Linked DNA regions of Homo sapiens: region 2 is linked to region 1. Evidence: read pairs that join two places in POLR2A ChIA-PET (ENCODE). Cell type or tissue: Panc1. All regions are shown on one strand. Each heading gives the region's core, and the rest is flanking DNA. Links, peaks and the distances in the headings are about the cores only.

Region 1 (7,897 bases), core at 1,635-6,634:
TTACTATAAAGAACTTAAGAATAAAAAAAGTGCCTTCCATTATATATTACTTTAACGCCACGGTAACCCTGTATTTTGTTAGATGGCCCCAGAGGCTGTGATTCCCATAGTAAGCACAGTAAAATGATGCCCAGCCAAGAGAAATTAAGAGATTTGTTCTAGTCTCCTGCTTGTGAGTGCTGGAACTGGATCTTATACCCAGATATTTAAAGTCAGATTTCAAAATCCAATATTCTTTTCTACATACTAAATGACTTCTCTTGGAGTGGGCATGTGAGTTTGCTTTAGGAGGCAGCACAGAGAAGAACATGTTATTCTACTGAGTCTTGAAGGGAAAGAATCAGAATCCCCAAGTGTACCTGTAGGAAGTAAGGAGGGAGAACCACAAGGATGGGAGAACCGGTGTGATGACTGGAATCTGCGGGAATAACAAACTGGCTGCCCAGGGGAGGGGGCCTGGCTTGGGTCAGGGGACTCTGAGGCCCAAATAGGAAAACACCTGCACGTCCCCAGCCCAAGATCTGCTGTCAGGCACTGCCCTTACTTTATGTCTGTTGGTGGTAGTGGAGGCTGACAGGTGAGGGTCCCAGGGAAGCTTCTTTGACTCTCAACAGCAGCTCTTCATCAGGGGTCCTCAATATGCAAAATGGTCTGACTTTATTTTTCTGGGCCATTCTAGAAGAAAACCCTGACTTGGCAATGGGAAGGGGAAGGGAGGTTCTACAGGGGAGGAGGGCCTGGCCCAGCAGGAGTCTGAGCTGCAGGCTGAGCTGAGGGGCAGCAGAGAGCTGATGGGATGACAACTGCAATGGAATGAATGTCCACTGCAGCTGAATGAATGTTCCACATGTTTTGGGACATTTTCTATTTCCCACATGGCATCTCAGAAAATTTGGGGTGAGATGCACAAAAGCTGCCGGTATAGTACATGGCCCAAGTGTGAGTCCCTGATCCATCACTTATTGTCTTGCAGTCAGAGGCAAGTTAATTGACCTCTCTAGGTCCCATTGCCTCATCTGTAAAATGGGGATGATAGAACTCACCTGGTGGGCTTCCTGTGACACTTGGCACGGGCACCTTCATCTTAGATTTTTCTAGACTGGCTGCTGCTGGAGGGCCAGGACTGTATCACCAGTGACTTGCGTAGTCCCAGACTTACTGCAAGTGCTGCTTGACAAATGGCTGCTGACTACACATGACTACAGGGAATCAGTAGGTGTTTGTAGATTCTTGAGTCAGACAGGCCTGACTCAAATCCTAGCTTCACTACTTATTAATTGTGCGAGTCAGTTTCCTCCCACCTCCCTTACCTTGTCTGTAAAGTGGAGACAACTGGAGAGCATGCCTTATAGGTTGCTGTGAAAATTAAAAGAGGAAATACATAAAAAATCATCAAGAAATCCCAGCGGCTATTACTGCAGATAGGTGTGAGGGAAAACAAGAAATGAGGCGTCAGGCAGCCTGCATCCAAGTTCCTGATCTGATAAATCACCAGCCCTCTCATCTTGGACAAGTCACCTCCACTTTGTCTTTCTGAGCCTTGTTATCTTATCTATCACACAGAGATGTTGAAGCTCTGTTGCCTCAGGACCATTGTAGAGTTTGGATGAGATAATATATGGGAAAGTTTGACGTGCATGAAGTGTTAACCAAATGTAGAGAATTATTATAGTCGGATCCCGATGGCCTCAACCACCTCAGTCCTCTGTGGGATGTCAGAATCCTCAGGAAGGGGTCCCAAGAGTTCAGTCAAATTCCTTTCTTTTCCTGAAAATTTCTTTCCGCAAGAGTTTGCTGCCCTCTGGTGGGTGTTATTGCCATATTGCACAAACTTTTCCTGGAAAAGATTAAGCATCTTGCCTTTACGGGCTGGAGGCTATAGCACATCTGGGAGGATGAGCTATGAATAGGAGCGTTGGCCTATCTTCTAGCCCTCCGGGGGAGTAGTTCTTGGAGTGAGGCCTCTGATCAGCATCAGCATCACCTGGGTGTTTGATAGAAGTGCACACACTCGGCCCTACAGCTGACCAATGAAGCAGAAACCCTAGGGGTGGGGCCCAGCAGTCTGTGCTTTAATGTGACCTCCAGGCTCTTGTGTGCAGAGGTTTGAGAATCACTGTTCTAGGGACTCCAGGACCTCAGAATTGGAAGGGAGGGGCTGGAGAAGAGCTGGGAAGGGCAGTGACTTTGATTGTGTGCAGTCATATAGCTATCTGGGGTGTGAAAAATATTAAAACTGCAGATTGAAAAGAATGGTAGAACTGGCTGCATGCAGTGGCTTACGCCTATATTCCCAGGAATTTGGGAGGCCAAGGCGGGAGGATCACTTGAATTGCGGAGTTCAAGACCGGCCTGAGCAACATAGCAAGACCCTGCCTCTACAAAAAAACTAAAGAAAAATTAGCTAGGCAGGGTGGTGGCCACCTGTAATCCTAGTAACTTAGGAGGCTGAGGTGGGAGGATCACTAGAGCCCAGGAGTTTGAGGATGCAGTCAGCTATGATCGTGCCACTGCACTCCAGCCTGGGTGAAAGAGCGAGGCCCTATCTCAAGAAAGAAAAAAAGTCAGAATAAATACACAAATATCCTTCACTAGATTTACCAGTTGTCATCAGTTTGCCACATTTCATTAATCTCGTTTCCTACATTTCTTTTATGCTGATCCGTTTCAAAGAAAGCTGTGGAAATCACAGCACTTCACTCTCACATATTTAGCAGCATTTTGTAAAAGTAAGAAACTTCTATATGGCCACAACATTATCATTACAACTAAGAAAATTAATAATTTTATAATTAATTTACATTCTATATTCAAATTTCTCCAACTGGCTCCAAAATATTTTTTATATTTGCATGTGTTTTAAATCCAAGATCTAATTCAAATTTATGCATTGTATTATGTATTGTTTTATGTCTTTTTTTAGTAACTTTTAATCTAAAACAGCCCATTGTCCTTGACTTTTCTTTTCCTTTTTTTTTTTTTTTTTTTTTTTTGAGACAGGATCTCACTCTGTTGCCCAGGCTGGAGTGCAGTGGCATGATCTTGGCTCACTGCAACCTCTGCCTCCCGGGTTCAAGTGATTCTCCTGCTTTAGCCTCTCTAGTAGCTCGGATTACAGGCACCTGCCACGCCTGGCTAATTTTTGTATTTTTAGTAGAGATAGGGTTTCATCATGTTGGCCAGGCTGGTCTCCAACTCCTGACCTCAGGTGATCTGCCTGCCTCGGCCTCCCAAAGTGCTAGGATTACAGGCGTGAGCCACTGCACCTGGTCAAATTTTCTTTTCTTTTCTTTCTTCTCTTTCTCTCTCTCTCTTTCTTTCTTTCTTTCTTTCTTTCTTTCTTTCTTTCTTTCTTTCTTTCTTTTTAAATGATACTGACTTTTTAAAATAATTCAGGCCTGTTGTGTTATAGAATGTCCCACAGCTGGATTTGTCAGATTGCATTCTCATGGTTGGATTCAGGTTAGACATTTTTATCAAGAATGCTTTATTGGTGATGTTGTATGCTTCTTGTTGTATCAGGAGGTCAGGTTATGTTGCTGTGAATCTGAATGACCTGGGGAGCTTTTTTCAGACACAAGTTCTTTGGCTACGCACCTGGAGTTTCAGTTTCCTTGGTCTGGGATGTGCTCCGCACATTCACGTTATTTGAAAGCGTCACAGGGATTCTGTGGTGTGGCCAGGGTTGAATCTCAGGAGAGGAAAGCCTTCCAGTCTCTCTTTCATGAATTTATCTTTCAACGCCTCCATCCCAAAGCAACAACAACTGGAGCAGTGCTACCATGTCCCTCTGCCCCTTGCTCACCCACCAAAACCTTCCTCCACCCACCTCCTCCCACCTCCAGTGAGATCCTGAGAAATGATTCACTCTAGGCCAGTTGTCCCTGGGGCTGAGCTGGAGCTTCTGCTCACCATGGGGTAAGCCGTATGATGCGGCAGGTGTCGAGGAACCTGGAAGGAGCTCCTCCTGGGGATGGGAGGTGGAGCTGGTACAAACTACCCATTGGAGTGAGAAGGAGGAAGCTAATGCAATCTGAGCTCCTGAACTTTATTCCCATGGCTGGGAGTGACAGTTCTGGAAAGATGAGTCGACTTTGAAAATAGGAATTGGAAGATATGCAATATTCCCTCTTCATATTGTAACACATCAGTTGCAATTTCTACTATACCAACATTGGTGTTTTCTCTCTGTCTCTTACACCCACACACAGCCATCCCGTACACTGAGGTTATGACATGTATTGATTTATAATCTCTACCTCAGTGGAGAAGATAATAAAAGTCTAAGTGAGCCTTAGAGATGTGATATCAGCGTGGATGGAAAAGAGGAAAGAGGAATTGTAGTTTTGGCCTCCTTTGAGTGGATGACTAGAAGTAGGGTGCAAAAATTTAAAAAAATGGTGGTCAGACAGCATGGGAATCTGATCAAAGCAGGGAGACTTGCCGGAGCAGCCACTGTGGGGCTAGGCACCTGTGGATTTTGGGAGAGAGAAGGGCTGAGTGGAATGGCAGAGGAGGAGCTGCAGGGGGTAAAGACAGAAGCAGCTGTGGAAATGCCCCCAAACTCAGCAAATTTGACAGTGTCTTTTAGGGCTAAAGGTCAAGCTGATGAACCCAGGGTCAAAACATGGAGGTAGAAACAAAATGCTGATAACTGCACTGGGCTAGATCAGGCAAAATTTGATGGCTGGCTGTGCTCAGTCCTGCCTGGAGCTCCTGAGCTGGGAGCAGGAAGCAGCTTCACCGGGCTGGGCTGGCTGGATGTAGCCTCATCAGGCTAAGCAAGGAGCATGAGCCCCTGTGATGCAGAGACTGGGGAGGAGGAGGGAGATGTGATCCTTTGAGCATTCCTGTAGCTCCTACCTCTTTACATCTGCTTCCTCCTGCTTCACATCCAGGACTTGGATACACAGCACCCCTGACCTGCATGGATGCCTTAGGAAATGTCTGAGCTTAACAAGAATCTTTAGAATATGCTCTTTCCCTGCCACCGCCAGGTCGTGCGGACGCAAAGGCTTTGGTGTGTTCAAGATTGGGCTTCACCCATAACCCACTGCCATGGCCGAGGAACGCATTGCTGTTGGAGGTGTAATGGACGTTAATACTGCTTTACAAGAGGTGCTGAAGACCGCCCTCATCCACAATGGCCTAGCATGTGGAATTTGCAAAGCTGCCAAAGCCTTAGACAAGCGCCAAGCCCATCTTTGTGTGCTGGCATCCAACTGTGATGAGCCTATGGATGTCAAGTTGGTGGAGGCCCTTTGTGCTGAACACCAAATCGACCTAATTAAGGTTGATGACAACAAGAAACTAGGGGAATGGGTAGGTCTCTGTAAAACTGACAGAGAGGGGAAACCCCGTAAAGTGGTTGGTCGCAGTTGTGTAGTAGTTAAGGACTATGGCACGGAGTCCCAGGCCAAGGATGTCATTGAAGAGTACTTCAAATGCAAGAAATGACAAAATAAATCTTTGACTCACACACACACACACAAAGAATCTTTAGAATATGCCACCTTGTCATGTATTCACATATATGTGCTCACATATACACACACAGCACACATGTAAAAACACATGAATGCTGAGCTAGGTAGGACTCAGGGGCCCGGCAGGTCTAGGCCCTGCTGCGTAGCCTTGGGCAAGTCACTTCATCTCTCTGAGCTATAGTTGCCTTCTCTGAGAGAGAGTGAAGTGAGATGATTCTTGAGATCAAAGAATGTAGGAGCTGGAAGAAAAGTCAGGCATCATCTTCCATCCCTTCATTTTACAGATGTATAATTAGAGATTAGAAGGGGTTCAGAAGCCATGCCATCTACTCCTTCCTTGGACCACTGGGGAAACTGAGGCCCACATAGGGAAAGAAAGTGACTATTCTGGTGTACTTTAATCCATGCACTTTATCCCAGGGAGCCAGGAGACTATCTCAGAAATATCTCTTCAGTCTCAACTACTTTCAACCTTCCAAAGCTAGACTGGAGAGGAAGAAGATGGTGGGTAACCAATGAATGAAGGAAAACAATGAGAAGTACCCTCATTGGGGAAAAAATGGTTGGAAAACACTAGGGTTAATCAAGGCAGGCAGGTTTCTTTACTAAGTATAAGTCTTAGGGCCATACAGCTTTGTGAGTCTACAGGTGAGGCTGTGTTGTGCAGCATCCCTCAGATGGCTGGATCACGGATGCTTTCCCTTGGAGTGTAGCATCTCAGGAGGCTGGAGTTATGGACCACCCCTGAGGAAACACTATGTAAGCTATAGGCAATTTTTAAGCCATAAAGAAAAATATTTTCTTATTTTTAGTATAAAAAATTTTACACCCATGCAATTGATTTTAAGCAACATTCAACTATATTGAAGGATGATTTTAAGTGAATTTAAAGACTCAATTTGATAGTTTTTCAATGATTCGTAACATTTGTCATGAGAAGTATAGGATTTGCTCCTTCCATTTATATTTATACTTTATTTTATTTTTGAGACAGTCTCACTCTGTCACCCAGGCTGGAGTGCAGTGGTGCTATCTCAGCTCACTGCAACTTTTGCCTCCCCGTTTCAAGCGATTCTCCTGCCTCAGCCTCCTGAGTAGCTGGGATTATAGGCGTGAGCCACCATTCCCAGCTAATTTTTATATTTTTAGTAGACATGGGGTTTCACCATGTTGGCCAGGCTGGTTTTGAACCCCTGACCTCAGGTGATCCACCCACCTCAGCCTCCCAAAGTGCTGGGATTGCAGGTATGAGCCACCGCACCCAGCCTCCTTCCACTTTTCATTCTTCTGATGTGGCAGTTAATTCTCGATGTCTTCTATTTTTTTTAACCTGGAAATTTAACATGTATATTTAGCTTAATTTCTCAAGTTAATATCTTTACCCTTCTCCTGACCAATTCAACGACCTAAGTATGCTTAAACTCTAACCACTCCCCACTGACTTATATGCCATTATTGCCCAGTGTTTTAGTTGTGTCTTATGTCTGGAAGCCCCTACAGTAGACATTACAACTATTGTTTTATATACCAACATTCATATAGATTTGTTCACATGTTAACCACTTTGCTTTCTTTCTTTCATTCTTTCGTACATCTCAGACTTTTGAGTTCTCTTACTGAAGATCTGTTTATAACAAACTATTTTGCTTTGTTTACAAATTTCTTTATATCACTTTTTATTCTTAAAGGGTAGTTTTATTTGGTACTAAATCTAGGTAGTGGTTACCGTCTCTAAAGTTCAATTTCCTCATCTGTTAAAAGTGGAGAGTAAATATCTTCCTTAGCGATTTCATGAGGGGGTTCTTGGGAGCATCACATGGCATAATGACTAAAAGCTTTCAGTGAACAAAGCTCAGGTGTTGACGCTGTCTTCTGTGCCCTGAGAAAACCCTGGGAGTTGTGTAAGACACTGCTTGCTTTCAGTAAACATGCTCTTTGCCAAAATGTCCTAACACACTGTTGCTCAACCTTGTTTTCATTATTGATGATTGTCCCTGTAAGGAGCCTTTTTAGATTTTTTTCCCTAATTGCCCCCTCCTCTCATGGAAATTTGATACTACGAGTAAACTGCAAATCCATTGGGCACTATATGTATATCTGTCCTTTATACCTAGAAGGAGTAAATACTTTTTTTTTTTTTTCAATTGGCCACCAAGAACTAGCTTTTGCTCTCTTGAGGGCAATATCGCCCTTGCTGAGAATGTGTGTTCTAGTGGCATTAGAACATTGGCAGCATTTTCAAACTGCAGTGCTGCCTAAGCATTAAACGATCAGGTGCCGGGTGCAGTGGCTTAGCCGGGTACAGTGGCTCATGCCTGTAATCTCAGCACTTTGGGAGGCCAAGGCAGGCAGATTGCTTGAGCTCAGGAGTTCAAGACCAGCCTGGGCAACATGGTGAAACACCATCTCTA
Region 2 (6,198 bases), core at 641-5,640, 290 kb before region 1:
AAATGCAAAGGAGTAGAACCACAGCAAAGATTCATAGAGTATAGCAAATTGTCCACAATTTCCAAGTCTACTTTCAACATGTCACAGCTGGAACAGGATAGGAAGCTCCTTGAGCCAAAAGTTAAGCTTTGGGATGAGTGAAAGACTGGCTTTCGGTACTTCTTTTCATAAGGACACAACCCAGAGATAGAAGTATATTTATAAAAGGAAAAATGCAGGTTTTAATATGTTAGAATGAGCAATAATATTTGAAATTAAAATGTAAACTCTTATCATTAATGTCAGAACTTTCCAGAATATTAAATTACATGTGTCTGTGAATGTATATTTTTCCATTAACAAAGCAAAAGAAAAAAAAATTAAACCCACCGAGTTTCATGAAGTTTTCCACTTGGAAAGATGTTCTGATTTGTATGAAGGGTAGGCCCATAGTCTGCCCTAATTTTATTTGTTGCTCCTCTGGTTTTTTTTTTTTAATGTGCTTCCCTGTGGCTAATGCCAAGTGTGCATTTGCCAGATCATCTGGACATACTCCAAAAGAAATAGCTCACCCATATCTTTAAAGAAAAAAGCATTTCATACATGTTTGAAAGCTAAAGTAGCTTGAGGGTAGGGGTGGGGGATAGAGGACAGAGAAGACAGAGTTTCATATTTTACTAGCAAATTTTGACCAGACTTTCTGAACCTTAGCATTTTAGGAATTTGAGTTGGCCAAGTCAGTTGTGAAAGACTCCCACATAGCAGGAATTGAAAAAAAAGGACAGATTATTTACATGAGTTTTCTACTACCTAATTGGATAGATACTGTTCCCTAACCAGGCACAACAAAAACATGTTTGTTTATTTTAAGGCTGTCTGCTGCCCTGCATTGTGAGTTTGCTCAGTGGGCCAGCGTGGCACAGAAGCACAGTTGAGAGACCAGACCCGGGGCCTCTGGAGGAACGTGCTGGTATCATCGCTGAAGAGCTTTCTCAATGCTGGCTGGCTGTTGTCAGGAGCAGTCCTTAGACAGGCTCGCTTCTGGTAGTTCAAAGAATCAGGTTGGTTTAGCAATCATGTTATCCCTTACATTACTTGTATATTCCTAAGTGTATTCCAAAGACGGTGAATTCCCATCCACAGTATAGGTGCAAACTGTGATGAGATGAGGCTTGGGGTTCTAATGAAGTGCAGGCCACAGATTTTAGAACACAGAAGAGAGGTTCTGAGTGTGGTGGTGAAGAGCATGGACTCAGGAGCCAGACTGCCTGGGTTGGAATCCCAGTCCCCAGCTTCCTGGCCATGCTATCCTGGGCAGGTTACTTAACTACCCAGTGCCTCAATTTCCCCATCTGTTATATAGGGATTAAATAGCCCCTACTTTAATAGAGTTAATATAAGTATTAAATGAGTAAGATGATTAGGAAATTGACATGTAGTAAGTGACATATATGTTTGTTAAATAAAGTGGAATATACTGATGACTGGTATTCACTCTAGAATTCTACATTCTCACATGAGAAAGAATACAAATGCTAGAAACAACCCAAATTGGGGCAAATCTAAATAAACTGCAATATGGTTGTACTATGAAACACTATGTAGCCACTTTTTTTTTTTTTTTTTAAATCTTGAGACAGGGTCTTACTGGGTCACTCAGGCTGGAGTGCGTGGCACCATCTTGGCTCACTGCAACTTCCACCTCCCAGGTTTAAGTGATTCTCCAGCCTCAGCCTCCCAAGTAGCTGGGATTACAGTGTGTGCCACCATGCCTGGCTAATTTGTTTGTTTGTTTGTTTGTTTATTTATTTTTTTTGAGAGACAAGGTTTCACCATGTTGCCTAGGCTGGTCTTGAACTCCTGAGCTCAAAGCAGTCCACCCACCTCAGCCTCCCAAAGTTCTGGGATTACAGGCATGAGCCACCCTGCTTGTCCTATAGCCGCTTTTAAATGAGGCATTTTTATATATGCTGTTGTGGGATAACCTGTAAGATATATTGTTAAAGAGACAGAGCAAGTCCCAGTACAGCACATGTAGGAGTAATTATAAGAACTAACATTTACTGAATATTTTTTGTGTCGGGCACTGTTTTAAGAGCTCTACGTATATTAACTCATTTAATCTCCATAATAAGTCAGGTACTTGTCATTTTTCATTGTGGAAATTAATGAGAAAACTGAGTCTCAGAGGTTAGGGTACTTGTCTCAGGTCACACAGTGGGTAGATAGATGAGCTGGGACTTGAATTCAGACAAAGTTGCGCCAGTGTCCATTTATTAATCACTATGCTAAGCTACTCTCCCAGTAGAATAATCTCAGTTGTGTACAAATAAAACTACATACGTAAAAAGAAAAATGCATGTTAAAAACAACAAGGTCTGAAGGCATAGACACTAACCATTAATCTATAAAGGGAAGAATGGGAATCAGTGGCGTCAGGTGGTGGCAGAAGCTTAAGGTGAGGGGGACTTTCATTTATTATTATATATATCTGAATATTGTTTGAATTATTGAGTATTATACAAATATGAATTTGTATATTGCTTTTAGAATTAAAAATAATTGTAAAATAAATGAATAACAAACACTTATGAAAAATTTACTTGATGTCAGGCAGTGTTCCTTAGTGTTTTACAAATATTAAATAACCTAATCTTCTTAAAAGTCTCCATTTTGCAGATGAGGAAACTAAGGTAGTCATTCCACAGTTGATAAGAGACAAAGGTGGGATTTGAACCCATATAGTCTGACTGCAGATTCTGTGTTCTTAATCATTATTACACACACACAGACACACACACACACACACACACACACACACACACACACACACGCATGTGGGAGCTGAGATCTGAGCCAATGGTCGTCACACATTTTCAAATTCTAGACCAGACTACTAACCACCCTGTGCCATGGGGAACACCCTTTAGTCTGGTGCTTAGAGGTATAAATTCTCAAATTGCACAAACATGGACTTGAATTCCATCTCTGCTAGTTACTAGCTGTGTGATCTTGGGCTAGTTATTTGACAGTTTTGATCTCTGTATCCTCAACTATAAAAAATTGAGATAATAGGCCAGGCGCAGTGGCTCACGCCTGTAATCCCAGCACTTTGGGAGGCTGAGGCGAGTGGATCACCAGGTCAGGGGATCGAGACCATCCTGGCTAACACGGTGAAACCCCGTCTCTACTAAAAATACAAAAAATTAGCTGGGCGTGGTGGCGGGCGCCTGTAGTCCCAGCTACTCGGGAGGCTGAGGCAGGAGAATGGCATGAACCCAGGAGGTGGAGCTTGCAGTGAGCCGAGATTGCACCACTGCACTCTAGCCTGGGGGCCAGAGCAAGACTCCGTCTCAAAAAAAAAAAAAAAAAAGAAAAAAAAAACACCTGAGATAATAATAGTCACTCTCATAACGCTGTTATGAGGATTTAAAAATATTAGTATACATAAAGTGCTTAGCACAGAACCTGGCATACAGTAAGAAATAAATCAATGTTAATTATTGCCATTATAATTATTAGTATATTATCTAGGCACCCCCTTTTCAACTTATATTAAGGTTGAGGGTAATCTTTTTCTCCCATCTTTATTTGGGACACTAAGACACATCTTTGGTCTAGCAATATCTGTAAGGAATCTACTTTTTATTTTTTATTTATTTATTTATTTTTAGTAGAGACAGGGTTTCACCATTTAGGCCAGGCTGGTCTTGAACTCCTGACCTTGTGATCTACCAGCCTCAGCCTCCCAAAGTGCTGGGATTACAGGCGTAAGCCACTGTGCCCGGTCAGGAATCTACTTTTTGATGTGATTGCAAAAAGTTTACCAAGATATACGTTTAAAGATATTCACTGAGGTGTTATTTGTTCTAGCAATGAACTGGAAACCACCTAAACATCCATCATTAGGAAACTGATTGGTTGGGTGTGGTGGCTCACTCCTGTAGTCTCAGCACTTTGGGAGGATGAGACAGGCAGATCACTTGAGCCCAGCAGTTCAAGACCAGCCTGGGCAAAAAAAATTAGCTGAGTAGGGTGACATGTGCCTGTAGTCCCAGCTACTTGGGAGGCTGAGGTGGGAGGATCATTTGAGCCTGGGAAGTCGAGGCTGCAGTGAGCCAAGACTGTGCCACTGCACTCCAGCCTGGGCGACAAAGCAAGACCTTGTCTCGAAAAAAAAAAAAAAAGGAAACTGATTAAATACATTTTGATACATACAAATAAGGAATAACATGTGAGGACTCTGAAAAGGCCCAATACATAGCAGCCTTCTTCCCTGTTCAGAATCTGAACAAACTGAGAAAACGACAGATGAAGGCAGAAATCTCTCTGATGAAGGCTAATTTGCATGCTGCACCATGTGTTATCTCATACTGAGAGACAAATAGGCTTCCTACTATGGAAACCCCGAATTGGATAGACATTCTCCAGTTCTGCCCACTTCTGGGGGAGTGGTAGGCAACTCCATCCTAAGAAGAAAAGGGCAGAATTGAACCTGAAAGGTTCAATTTATATAATCAGATAAATCACTCTGCACTCAAGGGGTGGTGGAAGTAAAGGGACAGAAAGGGGCCAGGAATGACGTTAGCTGAGTGCCTTTCACTTGGAAGGCACATTCTCTCCTAACAAAGATTGTGCAGACATTAAAAGTAGAGAGTATGGCTGGGCACTGTGGCTCACACCTATAGTCCCAGCACTTTGGGAAGCTGAGGTGGGTGGATCACGAGGTCAGGAGTTCAAGACCAGCCTGGCCAAGATGGTGAAACCCCGTCTCTACTAAAAATACAAAAATTAGCTGGGCGTGGTGACAGGCACCTGTAATCCCAGCTACTCAGGAGGCTGAGGCAGAGAACTGTTTGAACCCGAGAGATAGAGGTCGCAGAGCCAAGATCGCGCCACTGCGCTCTAGCCTGGGCGACAGAGACTGTCTCAAAAAAAAAAAAAAAAAAAAGAGAGAGTATATCTGCAGCTCGTGTTTGAAAGATCTCTGAGATGGTGTTTAAGGTGAAAATAATGAGATGCAGAATGATTAATACAGTAAGATCTCCCTCATGGAAAATTTTGTTAGAGGACATACATAACTATGTCATAATAAGGATGCACACAAAAAAAATAGTAACACTGGTTATATTTTAGGGGAAAAACTCAGGGCAGAAGAGGTATTTTTCCTTTTATACCTTTTTTTACTGTTTTAATTTTCTTCCCCTGTGTATGTATTACTTTTATTTTTAAAAATACTGTTAGGGGTTATCTGGACTGTGGGATTAATGACCATTATTACTTTCTTTTTCACAGTGCTCTGCAAAAGTAAGTTATAATAAATGTTATCTTAAAAAATAAAAACAAGGCAACTGTTTTTTTTTTAAGTGCCCTCTCTAGCCTTGGGAGTCCTAATGAGCTATAATCACAGAGACGCCAGACTAGTCAAAATTGGAAGAAAGAGCTATAATCACAGGAAAAGAACTCTCTCCACAATTTGAAGTATCCCAGAAAAAGCAGCAGCAATGAGGACAGACTTCAAGACAAGCAGAGAGGAGCAGCCATGGCGGGGCCTGCAGTGGCTACAGGGGGCCTCTATAGCGTGAAATGACATCAGAAAAGGACCTGAGTGGCCCAAGAAAGGGAGGACGGAAAGTCAAGGAGGAAAGTAAGCAGGAGTTGAATTTAGGAGTAAATGCTACGGTGATTATGACTCACAGCCTCATGGTCCTCAAGGCTGGAGTGGCGTTGGAGAAACCAGGTCATAGTTGTATAACCAAGGTACTCTGCAGGATGGACTATGGAGCTGCCTCCTGCAGCCACAGGTGATCAAAATGAGGTCTGTGTGACGGAGCCTGCAGCGAGGCAAGATGGCTGCCTCAAACAAGTCCATATTTCATCTCTCCTCCTAACCTCCTGCCTGCCAAAGCTCTGGCAGGGAACTCATTACAACAAAGCATGCATGCACCCTAATTACCTGTCATACTTCTCTGTTGCTGGACCAGACCCTATAAGAGAATTCCAAAGAATTTATTTTTATGGGAACAAAATGCAGTAATTGATGTTGCAATCCTGCCCAAATCACTGAACAGATCCTTTAACATCCAAATTCCCTAAAACAGCTTTGACTTACTACACACTTCACATGCCAGCTAGTGTTTGAAGTGCGTGTAGCCGCCCCCATGAAGCCCTTTCTTACTGTAAGTGCTCAAGAACAAAGATATTTCTTAAACTTCCTTT

Evidence for each region. Peaks named below come from ENCODE experiments on the same cell type or tissue, not always from the same donor. Only the 100,000 strongest peaks of a DNase experiment are listed, where the experiment ranks them.
Region 2: POLR2A ChIA-PET joins it to region 1 with 16 read pairs; 4 of 35 experiments call an interaction of 5 or more read pairs at or near these places.

What each region holds. Positions count from the first base shown.
Region 1 is chr2:41,847,763-41,855,659 of GRCh38, reverse strand. It overlaps the pseudogene RPS12P4. Among named protein-coding and RNA genes, the nearest start is that of LINC01913, 26 kb to the left of the region's middle. In Panc1, for the core only: a CTCF peak has its summit at 1,801 (motif pointing left); a DNase peak (open chromatin) is centred at 1,779.
Region 2 is chr2:42,142,493-42,148,690 of GRCh38, reverse strand. EML4-AS1 (EML4 antisense RNA 1) reads left to right here. Exons shown (of 4, transcript NR_110584.1): 3 at 851-1,040; 4 at 5,347-6,198. Among named protein-coding and RNA genes, the nearest start is that of EML4, 24 kb to the left of the region's middle. In Panc1, for the core only: no CTCF peak of the experiment used is centred there; no DNase peak of the experiment used is centred there; H3K4me3 peaks cover 200 bases; H3K27ac peaks cover 4,335 bases.